2 separate regions of the Homo sapiens genome follow, and region 1 is linked to region 2. A link is an interaction called in ENCODE POLR2A ChIA-PET data of the cell type or tissue named here. Cell type or tissue: IMR-90. All regions are shown on one strand. Links, peaks and the distances in the headings refer to the core of each region. The heading gives the core; the rest is flanking DNA. Region 1 has its middle 180 kb from the start of LINC00670. Region 2 has its middle 39 kb from the start of LINC00670.

Region 1 (10,609 bases), core at 992-8,991, 140 kb before region 2:
CGAGCCATTTGGGTGTGATGTAGAACTGGAAACTGCCGAGGTGACTGAGCCTGCTTCTGCTATGAGAAAGTTAAACCTGTATTCGAAATGGATGTCCCAGCAACAGAAAATTGTAAGAATTCACTTTCTGATATCCAGAATACTTCTTTGAGGGGAATATATCATAACACCACCAAGTGTCTGAGGTTTACACTCATCCATTAATATATTCTTTCTTCCAATTTATAAAACAAATAATCACAAAGTTAGCATTTTTCTTCTGTACAGTAGACAGAGAGGTGCTGAGAAGTCTATGCCACAAAACATGACTTATTGCATTAGTTTGTTCTCACACTGCTATAAAGAACTACCTGAGACTGAGTAATTTATGAAGAAAAGAGGTTTATTTGACTCACAGTTCCACAGGCTGTACAGGTGGCATGGCTGGGGAGCCTCAGAAAACTTATAATCATGGCACAGGGGTGAACGGGAAGCAAGCACATCTTCACATGGCAGCAGGAGAGAGAGAGAGAGAGAGAGAGAGAGAGAGAGAGAGAGAGAGAGAGATAGAGAGAGAGAGATGGGGGAAATGCCATACACTTCTAAATCATAAGGTCTTGTGAAAACTCACTATCAGGGAAACAGCAAGGGGGAAATCCACCCCCATGATCCAGTCACCTCCCACCAGATCCCTCCCCCAACATTGTGAATTACAATTCAACATGAGATTTGGGTGGGGACACAGAGCCAAACCATCTCTCTTATCTATCATTCCCAAAATAAATAATAAAAATGCAGGGCAAATTGCTGAGAACAGAGAAAGCAAAAGGTGGCCTTGAACAGAAGAAACATGATATATATCAGTTAGCTACTGCTATGTAACAAATCACTCCAACAGCCAGTGGCTTAAAACAACAAACATTAATTCTTATTCACATATCTGTGTGTTTGTTGGGAGTTGACTAATCTAAGCTATATCCAGACTGGCCCATCTGGGCTGCAGGTTACAGTTAGGTCTGTTTTATATATGTTCACTCTGGGACCTAGGTAGAAAGGACAGCAGCTACTCAGAGGAGGAAAGTTCTTTTCATAGCAATGGCAGAAGTGCAGGAGCTCAAATATCACCACCTAAACATATTTCAAACTTTGCCATGTCATATTTGCTAGAATCTCATTGGCCAATGCAAGTTGCTTGGCCAAGCCCAAATACAAGAAGTGGAAGAGTCTAATCCATCCCAGTTTCCAGGGACTTCCCTGGTTTTTAGCACTGAAAGCCACATCCTGAGAAATCTCTCAGTCCTGGGAAAACCAGGATAGTTGGTCATCCTAGGGGAAGCATACTCTGCCTTTAGTTGAAAGAATTGCAAAGTTATATAGTCAAGACCATGGTTGCAGAAAGGCATACGGGATTGGGATTAATAATTCAATCTACTGCAGGATGGGCACTATGAGTCTAGAGCTACGAATTCTGTATCTGTGTGTTGGAAATAGCTTCAGATCCTACGTGGGTTTGTGGTCTATCTACCTAACATTTGCACACCACTTTATATATCCAAAGTGTGCTGGCACTCTCATGTGATTCTATAAGCCTGTGAGATGGGCGCAAGGGGCATTTTAGACAATCTCAGTTGACAGTGGAGGACACTGTGTGTCCAGGGCTTGCATGTCTTGGCCAAGTTGGAGCAAGACTGCTGAGAGCCTTGGTTAGTAAAGGGTGAAGAGAAACCTCAAGTCGAGTTCTTTTGATGCTCAGCCTCCATTCTTTACCTTCTTTCTAATAAGTCATTCTTTTTGATAAAAATTTGGGGTCAATGCCTGATAGGTTAAGTTGAAAAGCCATGTGTTGCCCTTTCAAAGCCTTGAATTCTAGCCCTGTTTGTAACTAAGGTCACTCGCTTTCCGCACAGTTCAGCAGCAGAGAAGGGAGGCACACATTACTGCTCAGTATGGGATACGAAGTGCCTTCCCCAAAGTAGCTGACAATGAGAATGTCTGCCCTTTATATCTGAGGACTCTTGAGAGCAGCCTGTGAGAAAGGTGGTTTATGAAGGGCTCTGAGAGTAGAAAGGAGATTAGAGTTTACTTACTGATGGCAGAAGCAATAGGAAAAGTCTATGGCAACTGAATGACCCCAGGAACATGGTCCACGCTGCCTTTGCCTTTTCTACCCAGGGCTTAGTGGCCTAAAGAGGTTCTGTATCTGTGAAAGGCAGTGCCCTTGTCCCCTTGGCAGGCTCTGAGGCTTACTCGAACTTGTCTGGCACCAAGGGACTGAGAGATTGCAGAGCTGGTACCCTGTGCGCATCCAGCCTCTGACTCAACATTTCAAGGAAGTCAAATGCAGCAGTGGGTGGTTATTTATAAGGACTGATGTAAGTTGCTCCTTACAAATCATTTATTACTATTTAACTGAAAGTGATGAGCTCATGCCTGAAAAAAAAAAAAAAGGCCTTCACGAAATGATGGACCTTTGGGGAGTGCTTCTCCTGGAGCCAGTTTGTTCTACATGGAGGAGGGAGGGAGGAAAGGAGAGGAGTAAGCCTCATATTCCCCTTCCAACAAATCTACCACAATCTTATAAAATAGGGGGTTTCAGCTGCATTTTCCAGTAAGCTTGGTGACTTCATTTACATGGCAAAGATTTATGAAAGAAGTTCACTACCATAGATGTCTATGACATTGAGTCTCTTGACCTCGCAAGAATTCTCCCTCTGGTTGAGATTGTTTTCTAAGTCTGAAACTCTGGGTTTTAAAGGCATGGTCCTATTTAAGGAGGAACCATGTCTATGAAGTTTGAGTATAATGTGAAATGAGTTTCATGTGGCCAGAGCTCAAATACTCATGATTCCTCGCAAATATCTGAGACCCAGAAATAATTTTGACATCGTTTAAATCAAGAAAATGACCTGTCTGTTTCTGTTTTCCTGACTGAACTCCCCAACTAACATGTTTATAGATTAACAAAAAATCAAACTCTGAGATGTTTCATATGGCACCTTTCTTGAAGTTTCCTGAAACACACACACACACACACACACACACACATGCACACACTATTATTGCTCAGAAAAAAAAGGCAACATAGTTTTTCATTTTTAAAAGTCAGGAAATAAAAATCATAGAAGTTTTTTTTCTTTCTTTCTTTTCCTTTTTTTCTTTCTTTCTTTCTTTCTTTCTTTTTTTTTTTTTTTTTTTTGTTAGATATGAAGCCTCTGTCTGTCACCCAGGCTGGAGTGCAGTGGCGTGATCACCGCTCACTGCTGCCTCAACATTCCTGTACTCAAACCATCCTCCCACTTCGGTCTCCCCAGTAGCTGGGACCACAGGCACGTGCCACCGTGCCCAGTTGATTTTTGAAAATGTTTTCTAGAGATGAGGTCTCGCTATGTTGCCTGGGCTGGTCTCAAACTCCTGGGCTCAAGCGATCCTTCTGCCTTGGCTTCCCAAAGTGCTGGGATTACAGTCGTGAACCACCACTCCCAGCCGATAAGCAGTTTTTCAAGCGAAGCGTTTTAACTAGAGAATCGAGAACTAAAAAAATTGTAACAGGTAGTTCGTGCTATATTTAATTCAATACTGTGAACGATTTAGAAGACTAGATCATCAAGACAACATTGACAACTGTGGAAAAGAATGGTGTGCAGTGGAGGGCAGACTTATGGAAAAGCAGGAAAATAAAAGAGATGAAAAGATTCACTGTCCCTGGATCCTACCTAATTCATCTCAAGGTCTACTCTACGCAAGGATCTGTTAAAAATCTGTCCCCGTAAGCATCTGGGTTCTTTGAAATTCTCACAGGCCAGCCTCGCTTCTGACCACATAGAAACTGGGGACATGTTGGTCAAAGGGTGCAGACTTTCAACTACAAGATAGATAAGTGCTCTGGATCTAATGTACGCATGGTGACTATGGTTAATAATTCTGTATTGCTTCTTTGAAATTTGATAACAGAACAGATTTTAAGTGTCCCTGGTGAGCACCCCCACAAATGGTAACTATGTGTGGTGATGGATGTGTTCGTCAATTTGATTGTGGCAATCAATATACAATGTATACATTTATCAAATCATCACCTTGAATATTTACCATTTTATCTGTCAATCAAATATTTTAAAATAAAACTCTGTAAAATATACACATATATCACATACCATACAATCGACTAATTTAAAACACGTATAGTGTGCAATTCAATGTTTTTTAGTATATTTCCAGAATTATACAACCATCACCACAGTTTTGGAACATTTTCATTACTCCCAGAATCAAACTTATTTGATGTCTTTTAAAAAATAGTCTTTTTTTTTTAATTGGCTCTGGAGTCTTTTACAACTTGTTCCTCAAATTATTTTTGGAATAGCTTTCCTACTGATAATATATTAATAGAAAAATCTAAATTTAAATTGAAAAAATGACCTGCTTCTAAAATGGAAAAAACTTATCACCCTTTTCCCCCTTCTCCACACCCCTTGATTACATGTTTCTTAGGTAAAATTTGTTCTGTGAAATGCTGCATATCTGTAACAAACAACCTCTGGAGTTTTTTCTGTTGTCCCATTTGCATTTCCATTTGCAAAAAATCCTTTTTATTGCATGGAATGGTTTATTCAAAGCTTCTGGCATTTTTGGTATTCATCTCACATTTTACAAAGCGATTACAACAGCTCTAAAGTTTCTTATATTAATGAGTTTTAACACAACCATTCTTTTTTTTTTTTTTTTTTGAGGCAGAGTCTCGCTCTGTTGCCCAGGCTGGAGTACAGTGGCATGATCTTGGTTCACTGCAACTTCCACCTCCTGGGTTCAAGCAATTCTCGTGCCTCAGCCTCCCTGAGTAGGTGGGATTTACAGGTGTGTGCCAACATACCTGGATACTTTTTATTTTTTATTTATTTATTTTAGTAGAGACAGGTTTGGCCATGTTGGCCAGGCAGGTCTCAAACTCCTGGCCTCAAGAGATCCACCCACCTTGGCCTCCAAAGTGCTGGGATTATATATAGGTGTGAGCCACTGCACCTGGCCTCCTGTTTTTTTCTTAACTGAACCCCAATTATGGTTCCTCTCTTGGGACTTGAGTAACCTTTGTGAAGGATCTTTTTTGGGATATCCTGTCAAAATAGGATACTGAGTTTTATTATGAAGTTATCTATATACCAGAAAGCCAACTCTCTTGAGAAGAGGTCTTATTTTGTACAATGGGTAATCTTCTAAAATTCCCAAGACATTTGGACATAAAATGTTCATATTTCATTTATTTAGGCAAAAATTGGCTTTAATAGGGGACAATGTGTTAATTTTCTTATTTGGACTGTGACATGTTTTCTAGAATTACACTGAAAGCTGAGGTGTGGTCCAGAGGCTGGAGGCTCTTTCTCTAATTTAAATTGCCCTGAGAATTGTTTATGAAAGCTTCTAGAAGTGGAAAAACCAACAGCAACAAAGGGACAGGCAGAATAAGAGCCACATTTTATTTTTCTAAGTCAGTTATATATATTTCCACAGGGTTTAGTACTAGAAAAATCTGAGGAAACTATGTGTAATACAGTCACTAAGAGCCAAGTGACTTTTATTTACCTAAAAAAAGGTCTCCTTGAGAATGTAGTTTCCAATATAGTTCCTATTCTTGCAGTCCAACTTTTTTTTTAGCATTCTAAAATTAACCAGACAAACCTGATCACTTGATTCCTGGGAGAATGTTTATTATCTTCTCAGTGCTTACAGCATAAATGAAGTTATAGTGATTGAAATCAAGCTGCAGGTTTAAAATTCTTCCAAAAATCAGGTAAATCCCTTGTGAAACCACAGTCAGCATGCGAAGGTGGATGTGCTGTAGCCCCCAATTTTCTTCTTTCCATCCTTCCCTACATCATTGTTAAGTATTTAATCAACACCTGCTCAAATGTACCACTCATGGAAACTTCCCCTGGCTCCCCAGGCCCGAAGAATTTTCCTCATCCTGCTCTATCTCTTGATCCTGCTTGATTGCTCATGCTAATATTTATTCATAACTGAATTGGTTTTTTTACTCTTTTCTTTATTTTCTGCCTGCTGTACTAGATAGTACCTCTGTGGGGCAAGGAAAATTGCTGTTTTCGATGTCTACAATTGTGCCTGGATATCCTAGCAGCTCAATGACTAGTTACTGGCAACTACTAGCTACAGCATACTAGTACAGGTTGAACATCCCTAACCCAAATAATCCAAAATGCTCTAAAATCCAAATCTTTGAGTGTTCACGTAGAACCATATGGGTGGCTGAGGTTGCCTTCCGATGGTCTGATGTACACAAACTTGGCTTCATACACAAAATATAATTTAAAATATTTTATAAAATTACTTTCAAGCTAGGTGGATAAGGTGTATATGAAACACAGAGGAATTTTATGTTTAGACTTGAGTTCCATCCCTAAGATACCTTATTATGTATATGGAAGTACTTCAAAATCCAAAATTGGAGATGCCTCTTCTCCCAAACATTTGAGATAAGGGATACTTAACCTGTAGGGTACGTGTGTGTGTGTGTGTGTGTGCGCGCGCGCGTGTGTCAGAGAGAGAAAGGGAATATTATAATTTCAGTTAAAATCATCCAATGTTTGATTTGAAGAACAGATTTTAAGGGGGCTGGAGAAGATGTGGAAAAGCAGCTGAGAACTTATGACAGTCCAGATGGGAAAGGATGCAAGCGGTGGCAACAAAGAGACATAGCAGATGATTTGAGAGAGTTAAGATGTAAAATCAACAAGACTTGACGATGGTGTGGCCGTGGAGAAGCAGAGAGAGGAAGGTGTCAGGTGCATGTCTTTGAACTGATGTAGAAAAATGAAGTCAGGGATTTGGGGTGGGGAAGGACACTGTAGCAGTCTGCACTTATCCTCTGGGGATACCTTCCAAGACCCTCAGCAGGAGCTTGAAACTATGGATAGTAACAGACCCTAGCCAAGGTCACATTTTACTTAAAGGAAGCACTTTATTTATTTATTATTATTATTATTATTATTATTATTATTATTATTATTATTATTATTGAGACAGAGTCTCACTCTGTTGCCCAGGCCGGAGTGCAGTGGCGTAATCTCGGCTCACTGCAACCTCCGCCTCCCAGGTTCAAGCGATTCTCCTGCCTCAGCCTCCCGAGTACCTGGGATTAAAGGTACCAGCCACCATGCCCAGCTAATTTTTGTATTTTTAGTAGAGATGAGGTTTCACCATGCTGGCCAGGCTGGTCTTGAACTCCTGACCTCAGGTGATCTGCCCGCCTCAGCCTTCCAAAGTGCTGGGATTACAGGCATGAGCCACCATGCCCAGCCCAGGAAGCACTTTATTATTTCCCTTTGGGATATCCAAATTGCCAGCATCACCACTCTTGTGCTTTGGAGTCATTACTAAGTCAAATAAGGGTTACTTGAGTACAAGTTCCATAATATTGTGGCAATAGATCTGATAACAGAGAGGGCTACTAAGTGACAACTGCAGAAAGAGAAACTTTGAATAATGGAGGACTAATGTATAGGCTTTTCACAGAGCAGAACCTATCCCTTCTCTCCAATTCCCTCTTCTATATAACACTGGTCCTGACCTGAACTATTACAATATAGACTGTTAATACATCATACTGCCCATTTGTGTTTGAATCCGTACTCCCTTCAAATGAATATCCCTAAAATAGAACTTGGTACATTTCACTGTTCTATAGAACACTGGGCCTGATCTGAACTGTTACAATATAGACTGTTAATACATCATACTGCCCGTTTGTGTTTGAATCCATACTCCTTTCAAATGCATATCCCTAAAATAGAACTTGGTACATTTCACACCCCTGACAAAAATGTCAATGGCTCCCTGTGCTGGCAGGATAAATAACAGTCTTAAAACTGTTTCTTAATTCCGTTACTCTGAATTTTGTGCTTCTGACATCCCCTCCTTGGGGAATGCCTTCCTCTTGGATTTGTAAATGGAAATGATGCTGAATCTAACCTCTTTTCCCATGCCTGACCAATGCAGGCTTTAGTGAGTTTCTCTCCTCTGAAACTGTAGACTGTTTACTGCATAGACCATTCATTTGGCACTAAGCATTTAGTTCAATTGGATGAACATTTACTGGCCACCCACCACAAATGTAGAGACTTGCACTAAGTAACATGAAGGTAGTAATCCTTACATACAAGGGTACTTTGAAAAGTTTGTGGAAAATAAAATTAAAAGATAAAAAAATACAAACTTTATTTCTCAATATAAGCTTCATCATGTTCAAGACACTTTTTAAAGTGCTGATACCAGCTATTTAGTCCATCCCTAAGGAGCTGAGGATCCTGGATATTTAAGCATGTCCATGCAGCCTTTTTTACATTATTAACTGAAGAAAAACAGGTGCCTTTTAAAGATTTTTTTTTTAATTGGGAAACAAAAAGAAGTCAGAAGGAGCCAAATCAGGACTGTAAAGTGGATGCCTAATGATTTCCCATCGAAATGCCTGCAAAATTGTCCTTGATTGATGAGACAAGTGAGCAGGAGCATTGTCGTGGTGGAGAAGGATTCTCCTGGGGAAGCTTACCTGGGTGTTTCTCTGCTAAAGATCTGGCTAACTTTCTCAAAACACTCTTATAATAAGCAAGTGTTATTTTTCTTTGGCTCTCTAGAAATCAGCAAGCAAAATGCCTTGAGCATCCCACAAAATCCTTGGCCACGATCCTTGCTCTTGACCCGTCCGTCCGCTTCTGCTTTGACTGGACCACTTCTACCTCTTGGTAGCCACTGCTTTGATTGCTTATTGTATTCAGGATAGTATTAGGAAGGCCATATTTGATTTCCTGTTACATGCTTTAAAGAAATGCTTCAGCATCTTGATCCCACTAATTTGGAATTTCTATATAAAGCTCTGCTCTTGTCTACAGTTGACCTAGGCACAATGGTTTTGATAGCTATTGAGTGAAAAGTTTGGTAAACTTTTTCAGTCAGAATTATATAAGCTGAACCAATTGAGATGTCTATGGTGTTGGCTCTTATTTCTGCTGTTAATCATCAGTCCTCTTCAATTAGGGCATGAACTAGATTAATTTTTGTTCTCACAAATTGATGTGAATGGTTTGCTGCTGCTTTCTTCATCTTCATAATTGTCTTGTCTCTTCTTATAGCAAGCTCTTCTACGTAAACTGCTGTTTTCTTTGGGGCATTGTCCCCGTAAACTTTTCATAAAGAATCAACTATTTTTCATTATTCTTCTACAAAAGCTTTACCATAAATTTGATTTTGTTCTTGCCTCAATTTTAGCAGAATTCATGTTGTTCTGATAAGGACTTTTCAAATTGATGTCATATTCATCTTAGTGCCTCACAGTGGATCTTATTCAGACATGTTATAACAAGTTAGTATGAGTTTATCGTGGTGCAAAAAAATTTTGAAATCCATGCAAAGTTTTTTCATAATATGCATTTTCATGAACTTCTAAAAGACCCCTCACAGCATTTTATAATTTACAATTAAAGTAAGTTTCCTTTATTAATAGTTTTTATTTCTATTTTTATTAGTTATCGTGTGAATTTGTGATTGCCTTATGACTGTTGAGAAAAAAAGTGCGGTGCATTTAATTATTGTATTTCTTCGTATTAAATCATTTATGTCCTTTAGCTAAATCTTGTTAAGAGCATTCTTTTAATTTTCTGATGAATTCTTTTTCTGAGTATTTGATTGAGGATTTTTTAAACTTCATACATTAGAATGGCCTATAATTTCTCTTTTCTGCTACAATAATTAGTTTTTTTTAAATTTAAATAATGGATCAGGACCCTGAAATGTTTATATAGTCTTAAATATTTTTGGTCTTTAGTACATTGGCTCTCTTCTTGACACATTTTTAGCCCTGAATCTTGTTAGATGGTAAATTCTTTGAACATCTTTTCAACATCTTTTCAGTTCCTTCTAATCTATTCAGGTTTACAGGGCTTTGGGGAGAAACATTCTAGTGATTTCACAGTTTTCAAATCATGATGAATTTCATCAGTTAGAAATCGTATGGATTGATTGGAATGTGATATTTACTTACCCTCTGCATTTGTTACTATGTTCCATGTCTTGATTTTAATTTTACTTTCTTTAGTTTTGCTTTTTTCCCTGATTGCATTTGCTAGAAGTTTGCCTATTTTATTGTTTCTTCTTACCCCCAAATCAAACTTGTTGATTTATTTATTACTTTTCTTCTAGTTCTATTTTCAAATAAATTAGCTCTAATTCTTACCTGCACTAATAAAAGCATTTAGGGCTATTAATTTTCCTTTCAGGATAGCTTCTACAGCTATACATATTTTGGTATGATATATTCTTTTTTTTTTTTTTATCCAGCTAGCTTGTGTTTTCAATTTTGATTTCCTATTTCTTTGTTCCAAGAGTTATTTAGAAGTATGTTTCCTAATTTCCAACTATTAAAGGTTTTTTCCACTCATATTCTTTATTTCTAACTAAGTTTATTGGATTATATTCAGGTAATATAGCCTAAAAACACTCTGCCTCTTTGAATTTGTAAGCTTTATTTGTGGCCAATTATGTAATTGATTTCAGTAGAGGGTCTATGGACATGAGGGAAAACATATATGTCTTTATATATTCCTTAGTTCTTTTGTGCCCAAATAACTTT
Region 2 (10,184 bases), core at 2,185-10,184:
AAATTCTAGAGTAAATTAGCTATAAACTGGGAGACTGATGAGTCACCTACAATTGAAGTATAAGAAAATATGGTATCTATTTTGGCTACATCTGATGTTGTTTTAATTTTTTTTTTAATTTCTGGGTTTTTTTTGTTTATTTCTTTTTCTTCCTGGTTCTTGTTCCAAATGGTTGAATTTGTCAGACAAGGCATTTCAGATAATTATACAATTGTTGTTCTTTACAACAATATGACACACTTCAAGGTAGAAGTTTTCAGAATATTCAGTCATTCATTTATTCAACAAATTATTATGGAGAACCTACTATGTTTTAGCCACTGTTCTCTGTGCACTTGGATATATATACCAGGAAACTTGAGGCCACACCAAGCCTGTAGAAGAACTAAAGTCAGTAAGTCAGAGACTAGGATGTATGGTGCTTTCAGAGTTCCCACAACGAGAAACGATATAAGATATATCAAATGTAATTAACAAAGTATTTATTTTAAAAAATGCATCCATAGTATTTACTAGGTACAAACCTAGAGGTAGAAATTGACAGCAATCCAATATTAAGGAGGAGTCAATTGTTTATATACAAACTTTAATGTTTTAAAACATCTGGCTTCCAATTTACTAAACAGGTTTTGGCGAACATATGGTACAACTGAAACACACACGTGGTTGGAGGGAGTGCCAAATGGCAGAACCATTTTGCAAATCTGTTTGGAGTTTCTTCCAAAGTTACATGTACAAACACCATATGAACCTGCTCTTAGGCATTTACCCAAGGGAGATGAAAAAGTCCATTAAAAAAAAAAACTTGTTCACAAATGTGCTTAGCAGCTTTATCCATAATAACCCCAAACAGTAAACAATCCAAAGACCCATTCACAGGTGAAAGAATAAATAAATTATGCTATATTCATACAATAGAATACTATCTCACAATTAAGAGGAATAGCTGATAAATGAAAACACATGGATGAAACTCAAAGACATTATATGCAATGAAAGAGTCAGACACAAAGAATATACACTTTATGAATCCATTTATAGCATACCTAGAAAAGATAAATCTACTCAATAGTGGCAACAGAGACCAGTGGTTGCCTTCAAGGGATAGGGAAATATTATAGATCTTGTGATAGTAGTTTCATGGGTCTATATATTTTTCAAAACTCATCAAACTGTACACTATAAATGTGGTACATTTTATTGTATGTAAATTATGCCTTAATAAAATTGACTTAAAAAGAAAAATCTAAAGTAGGAAAAAAGAAAACTCACCATATAAGATTTTCTATTTTTGACCAATGTCATTAAAGCAAATCAAAGCCCTGGAATATCCACTATGGGTAAAATACTTATACCTCCCAAGAAAGACAAGTACACATTTTAAGTGGTAAGTTGGAAATGATCAAACATTAAAATGCATGACACTTGAATGGGCTGATATTCCAGGAATAATCGAGGAGCTAAAGGGAAGAGAAGCCACATCTGGCACGAATTCCTCCATGGCCATGAGTTACTCTACTTCTGGCCCCGAAGTGGAGGATGTTGGTCCCTCTGAAGCCTCATGCACATTCGGGAAGGGAGCAAATATCTACAGGACACAAAGGGACCCGAGACACAAAACCCTCTGTGTGGCCATGTGCAGAGGAAGGGAGACAGGGCCTGATTTGTGTCTCCATCTGCTCTGGGCTGGCAAGAGCCTTCAGTGAGAGAAGTGCTCAGCAGCCCAAATGTGCTTATGATTTGTAAATAAAATAAAGTCAAACAACTGCAAGCAAACAGTGTGTGTGGTGTTCTTCTGCCCAAATTCAACCGTCGAGTCAGTGAAGGCTGGGTGTGTTAAGAAAGCAAATGTCTCTGGGGTCAGTGTAGCATTCTGGTTTAGAAATCGAGGATCTTGGCCTTCACTTTGAAAACAAAACTGTTCAATGTGCAAAACCGGACTTAACATAAATAATGCGGCAGCTATTATAGAGAGGCCTTTTCGATGCTGGTGGTCTCCAGACACTCACAGTCTGGCATTTCATGTTACATTTCAAAACCACGAATCATTATAAGTCACATAAATCTGTCACATCACTTGAATTTGTACATCACCAAATCCCTGTCTAATTTTTCAAAGACTATCCCCTGCCCAAATGAAGTTGAGGCTCTCAGATCCGATGGGGTTTACTGCGTTGGCATATCACCCATGTCACAGCTTGTCTTTCTATTATGTGAATGAAAATTTTCCAAGAATGTTGAACAGAGTTCAGTGTTACTAATAGTTGATACAATATTTAGGCAACCAAGTTATATTAGACATTGCTGTAAAACTCCTTTCTCACAAATCCACCTAAAGGAAGGCATGGCTGTTCCATATTGTTTGCCACTGTCATCTTAGTTACAATTTCAGAGCCGGCACAGCACAATCCAGCACTCAACTTGTGTTTCTGGGCTTCTCACCCATGCTTCTCCCTGGAAACTCAGCTTCTCTTTACTTCCCTCGGGATTTATAAACATCTCCTCGAGTTTGTTCTGTCCGATTTACCCACTCTTGTCACTCCTCACTCCAATTACAAGTCCCCCTTCCCCAGATTGTATTATTGCCTATTGCATTTAAATAATTTAATTATATTATTAAAATTATTTTATTAAAGCATCACACACTAATGACATCAATATTATAAGGAAACATTTGATTTTTAAGGGGAAGGGAGGAATTTTCCATATTCCACGTTCACGTTTTAATCTCTTAACATGATCCCCATCACCATGCATACGATTGTTTCATTAGCTGCACCAAAAGTGAAAACCTTTTTTTAAGAACTTATATTTGCCTGTAATTCCAGCACTTTGGGAGGCCGAGGCGGGTGGATCATGAGGTCAGGTGTTCAAGACCAGCCTGGCCAAGATGGTGAAACCCTGTCTCTACTATAAATACAAAAACTAGCTGGGCGTGGTGGCGGGCGCCTGTAATCCCAGCTACTCGGGAGGTTGAGGCAGGGAATTGCTTGAACCTGAGAGGCGGAGATTGCAGAGAGCCAAGATTGCGCCACTGCACTCTAGCCTGGGTGACAGAGCAAGACTCTGTCTCAAAAAAAAAAAAAAAAAAAAAGAGCTGATATTCAACCCTTCCTTTCTTCCTGTCATCTTTTCATCAATAAGGCTTCAGATCCCAGAAAATCCACTCCGACTATGTTATGGTGGTGTCTCTCCCATGTTTTCATACATGAGCTAACTGATCAGTTGCCACCTGGAGCTTGCCTTTCCTTTTCCCTCTTCTTTCCAGCCCCAGATCTATTGCTACCAGGCACTTATATCCCCCACGGTGTTCCACTATCCTCTGCCTATCATCTGCTGGATGTTACTATTACATGGTAGTGCCTACCACCCTACCGTGCACAAGCATCTCCTGCCAAGCACCACTGTCCCCCTTGTCAAAGTACTAGTGCTGCCTAAGGTGTAGAAAGAAGTGGAGGAGGCTGCACGCTGTGGCTCACGCCTGTAATCCCAGCACTTTGGGAGGCCAAGGTGGGCGGATCACGAGGTCAGGAGATTGAGGCCATCCTGGCCAACATGGTGAAACCCCGTCTCTCCTAAAATACAAAAAATTAGCCGGGGTTGGTGGCGTGCGCCTGTAGTCCCAGCTACTCGGGAGGCTGAGGCAGGGGAATCGCTTGAGATCACACCACTGCACTCCAGCCTGGCAACAGAGCAAGACTCCGTCAAAGAAAAAAAAAAAGAAAAAGAAAGAAAGAAGTGGAGGGAAGGTCTAGCCCTCTTTTGAGTTACCCTCTGTTGGCAGTGACCTGATCTGTGACTCTCTGTGCTCCATTTTCTCAAGAGATTATACTGAACTGGCTCATCCTCTTTTCATTTATTGTTCCCCTATTCAAAAAAAGACTTGAATACAGGACTGATGGCATACCTGGTTTGGCTGAGTGACAGACAAACTGCTAAACTCAGAATGACCCTGCTCCTCCAGGCCCTGTCCTGACTTAGTACCTTTAAAAAAAATTAATGAAAGGAGCCTATTTTCCTGTTTCTTCTTTTCCTTTAAATGACCTCTAACTCAACAAGCTTCTCCTGTCTTCAGGAAAACTGACATCTGGTTGACCCACAGGAGCATGTCCTGATACATATGAGCTCTGGGGGTTAAAGCAGCTTAGACTAAAACTGAGGCAGCCACTGTACCTCTCTCATCAATGAAATTTACAGTCTTTTGTAAAACTTTCCACTCAAACATCTTATGAAATTAGTTGATATAAAAATGAGTGATGCTGTTTTCTGAATGCATTCAACCATTTTTAAGTCTTGACTTAAATAAAAATCAAGACTTCTTAAGTCTTGATTTTTATTCCAGAATTTGGTCCACATATTTGATAACTTTATCAGGAATTTTTTTTTTTCCTAAGAGTGATGAGAAGTTTTTTGAAATGATTTAAGCATGTGGTTAAACAATATCAGATTTATAGCTCTCTGGCTGCCATGTGAGAATCCAATTAAGAGGAAGGTTAACATGTATATAGCTGTCCAGGAGAGATGATGGAAGATTGGATTCCAGTGGAAACAATGAAAGTGGATAAAGGATCTAAGAAATTTAAGAGATATTTTGGAGATGAGACACAGACTTCATTCACTTTAGGTGTCTTTGTAAGCTTGGGTTGCCATAACAAAATACTGTAGACTGGATGGCATAAGCAACAGAAATTTATTGTCTCACCATTCTGGAGGCTGTAAGTTTGCGATCAGGGTGCCAGCAGGGTTAGGTTCTGGTGAGGGCTCTCTTCCTGGCTTGCAGATAGCAGCCTGCTTACTTTGCCTTCACATTTCAGAGAAAGAAGGAGAGCTGTCTAATATCTCTTCTTGTAAGGGCACTGACTCCATTATTAGAACCCATCCTGAGGAACTCATCTGTACCTAATTACTTCTCAAAGGCCCCCTCTCTAAATACTATAACATTGGGAATTAGAGCCTCAACATATGAATTTTGGGGGACACAGTTTTGGCCATAGCAGCATGTGTACACACACACAAACACACACACAAACACAGAGACAGACAGAATGTACACCTGGAATCACGGTGACCTAAGTGGCCACAAAATCTTCACCCATGTCTACTTGGGGAGAAGTTACTCTCTAGGTTTCAAAATCAACCTGGGTGATCTGTGATGGTGATGTCTGCAGCTTAAGATTTACACGTCATTAGCAAGTTAAATTACTTATCCTCTTCAATCTCGGTTTTCCCATCAGAAGACTGAAATTATTAAAATGTACTCTGTAGAAGCTCAGAAGTTCGAGATAGTACATTCTGAGGGCCTGTCTGAGATCCTGCTATATTTTAAGACAGAAATGGTTGTCAGATTTTAAAGCTGATGTTCTGCATGTTTTCTAGAAAACAGAGTCAGAGAATAAGAATTTATTAGTGTTTATCCAACATTCTCTTCAAGTCAGTAGACATGAGTCACCAGAAGTGTACTCTGCATTTAAACATTGGTGTTTTCTGTAACTTTAAAAATGGTCAAAACTATGTATGTAGTCAGGAGTTCTATGCATTGAGGACCAGCTCTGTGCCAGGTACAATGCTGAGGACTTGGGACCTAGCGGTGAGCCAAAAAAAAAAATGTCCTGGTCTCAGCCTCCCTGGAGCTCGCCGTCTACTATGAATATAGATTTTGAATAAGTGGCTGTAAGTTAGAGGGCTGTGAAATGGGAAGTCTGTGGTGGATGGGAGCAGGTAACAGGGGGAGCTAAACCAGTCTTGGCGATCAGTCAAGCCATCTTTGAGGAAACAACCATTGGGTTGAGATTTGAAGGATGAACAAGAATGATATAGGTGAAAATGGGGAAAGAAGCATATCAGGCAGAGAACAGTTTGGAGACACAAAAGAATATGGCTCCTTAGAGAAACTAATAGAAAAAGTGGTGCATTCAAGAGTAGAGTGAGCAGGACACAATGGTCCAGGATGAGGCCAGGGCACCAGACAGAGGACAGAGCGTGGAGGGTCTTATAAACCTTATTAAGATTGTTGGATAGTTGTGAGGACAAAAAATAGAAAGCTAATGAAGAATTGCAATGAAATATCACACAGAGATTTTCTACCCTCTAATCAAGAAATAGTAGTAGCAAGAACTATGACAGAGTAAAGGATACCAAAAGGCATCACAAAGAATAGTGACCACCACGAATTTTGAGGGATTCTGTCTCCTTCTTTAAGAAAATGCCGAGCAGTAACTCTAAGAGGCAGCTACCAAGAGATATTGGTAGAAAGAAATGGAAGGTAATTCTGTCCAGACATAAAGACATTTTTAGGCCTACAAATAAATAAGATTAACACAACATCCTATGACACTAGGTAAATGGAGTGAAAATATGTCTATTGGTTAAAAATTATTATGTTGCAAATAACAGAAAACCCAATACTCACACTAGCTTGAGTAATTAAATTAATTGTCTCAAATAATTGGAAATCCAGAAATAAGGCAGCTTCCAAGGTGAGCTAAAGCTGGATTCCAGATCTATTTCTCTGCATTTCTCTTAGCTGTACCCTTCTCTGTGATGGCTACGTTTTCTCCTGGTGGCAACATGGCTAGGGTACCACACACACCACCCAGGAGACGAGAGAGTGCTTCTTCCAGTGGGCCTCTATTAAAAGCAGAGAAGCTTATTTCCCAGAAACCTTGAGCAATCTTTTCCTCATATGATTCAAATTGGGTCCCATAACCATTTTTGAAAGAATCTCTGTGATTGGGAGGGTTTCCTTGTGCTGAGCGGCTGAGACCCAAGCTCCTGTTCCAGTTAATGTGGGGAGCTTGACGGGACCCCCATTGGACAGGTCAGGCTCACCCCCACCGATGGGGGACAGTGATCACCTCTTGAAACACCTGAGATGTATGGGGGAGAGATCGAACATAGATAAATCAGGATCTTGTTAGGAAAGAGAAAGCGAGGAATGGATTCTGGGTAGAAACCAACAATCGCTTACCCCAGGGATGGGCAAACTTTTTCTGTAAAGGGACAGATAGTAAACATTTTAGGCTGTTGCAACTACTCCACTCTGTCTTTGTAATGGGAAAGCAGTTGTATAGACAATACGTAAATGAATGTGCATGGTTATGTTCCAATAAAACTTTATTTACAAAAATAGGTCAAACGTGGCTCCCAGGCCAAAAGTTATTGACCCTTGATTCATTCTATCCTATATTAATCAGCACATTTTAGCTTTCTCCTCTAGATTATTTTCCATCTGAAATTAATCTTGTTGTGAATTTGCTTGTTAATTTTTACCTTATTTCATTCATGTATAAAATTGCTGGGGCCAGCGTGCAAGTGGCAATGAGTGGTTACAAGACAGCAAGGTAAAGAATGTATTTTATCCTGGAGTCCTGCACTCTGTGGGTAGACTCCTATAGGGATGGCTGCTTTGTCATGCTGTGACATTTTCAGATGGTGTTCTTTGAAAAGCTTTAAACTTAATCCAAATAAAGAATGCAGACCTCATTTCATATTCATTGCCTTGCACACTAACAAAGCTTTAGAAATTTTGCTAAATGTGGACTTGGACATGAGTCATATGATTTTTACTAGTGGAGTCATAGCTAAATTAGAAAGACAAGACACAAAGACATTAAGGGACATTAAAGGTGACAAATATGATATGTTACTGGGACTGAGGAGCCAGCGCTTGTATGCTCTTCCTGGTCTTTGTCGATTTTGGAATAGAGATTGGGAAATTAAATTCCAAGAAGGGAAAGAGAAGCATTTACTTTCAAGTTGCAAGGAGCAAAGAAAGAGTAAATACTTTCCCACTGAGCACGATACTGCTCATTTTCTGGCACCATGTTTGACAAGAAGTGATTTCTGACTCACTTGCAAAATAATCTCTTCAGATTTCAACTGAGGAGACTTGGATGAAGTCAAGAGTTGCAAAATGGACGCTTGGAATCAGAAGAGCCACTAAAACCAGGGAGGAAGAATGGGGTGGGTGAAAAAGGAAACATAAGGCAGAAAACTGCAGATATCAGAAAAATGTTACATATAAAAGATGCAATAATACCGATCAATCATGAGACATCATCACTGGCTGGAAGGAAACAGTTGAGATGTGTCACTTCAAATTTTTGTGAGTCTGAAAGGCACCAATAAAGAATGAAGGAATAAGTCACATTTGCAAAAATCAAGAAATTATATTTGTATAGTTTCTAAACCCATTGACAAATTTAGGGTTGACAGAATATTGTGGAGCTGTTACCTTTGGCCGGGCAACCATGAGGAGGTGTTATCGATCCAAATTGCCTTGACTGAATCTTTGTTTACCCCTCACACTGTAAAGGTTTCTTTTTTCTTTTTTCCTTTTAACAATATAAAGAATTAGAAGTTAGGTATCAGTCCTCAAAAATCTTTCTTTGTGCTCTTGTCCAATTCAAATGTTTACGAAGTTGCATCATGAATAGAAAGTTGTAGAAGGCTTGCAGCCTCCTGTGAATACGCAAATAAAGATAATAATTCAGAAAAACATTGAAAAACAACTTGACAAGAGGATAGAAGTGTGAACATAGCATTAATTGGGCTGGGCACAGTGGCTCATGCCTGTAATCCCAGCACTTTGGGAGGCCAAGTCGGGTGGATCACTTGAAGTTAGGAGTTCGAAACCAGCCTGGTCAACATGGTGAAACCCGTCTCTACTAAAAATACAAAACAATTAGCCGGGCATGGTGATGTGCACCTGTAATCCCAGCTACATGGGAGGCTGAGGCAGGAGAAGTGCTTGAACCCAGGAGGCGGAGGTTGCAATGAGCTGAGATCGTGCCACTGCACTCCAGCCTGGGCAACAGAGCAAAACTCCGTCTCTAAATAAATAAATTAATTAAATAATACGGGAAACTAGCTGGCCTGCACAGGGAAGACTGGAGTGGCCTGCTCTATCAGGGGGTGCCATCTCTCAGAGTAAAGTGGGAATGAAATCAGGAAAGATCTCAAGAGCTGTGCATTCCGAGGATTTTTGCTTTGCAAGCACTGCATCAGTTCAGAAACCCAAGAACCAAGTGGTAAGGAGTGATGGAACAGGGTGCTCTCATAGAAGAATGGAAACATACACGTGACAACCTGCTGGAAGCCAGAAATTAGACTAGAGCATAAAAATACTTTATAAGCTCTAGAGTTTGGAAGTGGATTTACCATAACAGAGTGTACAGATAGTAAGACCAAGATCCACCCTTTCACTTAATCTCCATGTGGGAATTGAGTCTGGATGGGTTTTTCTTGTTCAAGGATGTGAAGTTTGTAACATCGCCAAAAGTTTAACAAGGAGTTCATTAAAACTATACTCTAGCACAATAGAAAAGGACAGCATTTTGATGGCTAAGAAGAAGCATCTGAATATTATCTCATGCAGAATCCATGTGAAAATTCAGACAACTATTTAGCTTTCGCAACTTGGTTAAAGACGCCATACTCTGCGTGCCTCATCAGAAAGACTGAATAGATTGAGATAAAGGCAACTTGAGTTTGAGCAATAAAATTTGTGAAAGAGAAGAATATGGAATTGCTTTCAAGACATAGAAACTGGGATATAGACAATCTGCAAGAAATTAAAGACGTAGTAGCAGAATTAAAATCAGCCTCCAAGGCAGTAAAGAGCAATAAAAAATGATGCCATAGAGGCCAAATTTGCAAATTTCCCAGCAAGGGCATGGCTCCAATATATTTCTTTAGCTTTTAGCCACTCACCCCTTGGTCCCTCGTCTTCAGTCACAGGTTTTCTTTTCTTTCCTCAAATACATCAAGCTTTTCCCCTCCAGGACCTGTCATTACTTCTGGCTTGAATGTATTCCTCCGTCCTGTTCACTAGGCTGGGTTTGAATCCCAGCTAAGGCAATTTGCCTGATGTCTTGGAGACTCTGTCTCCTTATCTGTAAACCCAATTAACACCGTATCTTCTTCACTCTGCTGTCATGAGAATTCAAGGAGAAATTACTCTTTTAATGACTATCTTGCAGACGAGACTAACAATAAGCTCCAAAATACCAAATATTTGCCTTTTTATTTGTCCTTGTATACTTTGTACCTAAAAGACATAGCAAATGTTATAAAAGTTAAAGTTGAAGCTATAGTAGAAGAACATTTCTAACTTTTTATGTGTTCAGTGAGAACACTTATAATCTACCCTCTTAGTAAATTTCAGGTATACAGTATTGTTAACT

Evidence for each region. ChIA-PET counts read pairs that join two places held together with the same protein. Peaks named below come from ENCODE experiments on the same cell type or tissue, not always from the same donor. Only the 100,000 strongest peaks of a DNase experiment are listed, where the experiment ranks them.
Region 1: POLR2A ChIA-PET joins it to region 2 with 10 read pairs; 2 of 35 experiments call an interaction of 5 or more read pairs at or near these places.

The regions. Positions count from the first base shown.
Region 1 is chr17:12,363,750-12,374,358 of GRCh38, forward strand. No RefSeq gene overlaps it. Among named protein-coding and RNA genes, the nearest start is that of LINC00670, 180 kb to the right of the region's middle. In IMR-90, for the core only: no CTCF peak of the experiment used is centred there; a DNase peak (open chromatin) is centred at 2,312.
Region 2 is chr17:12,505,378-12,515,561 of GRCh38, forward strand. No RefSeq gene overlaps it. Among named protein-coding and RNA genes, the nearest start is that of LINC00670, 39 kb to the right of the region's middle. In IMR-90, for the core only: no CTCF peak of the experiment used is centred there; DNase peaks (open chromatin) are centred at 5,434 and 7,814; H3K27ac peaks cover 2,725 bases.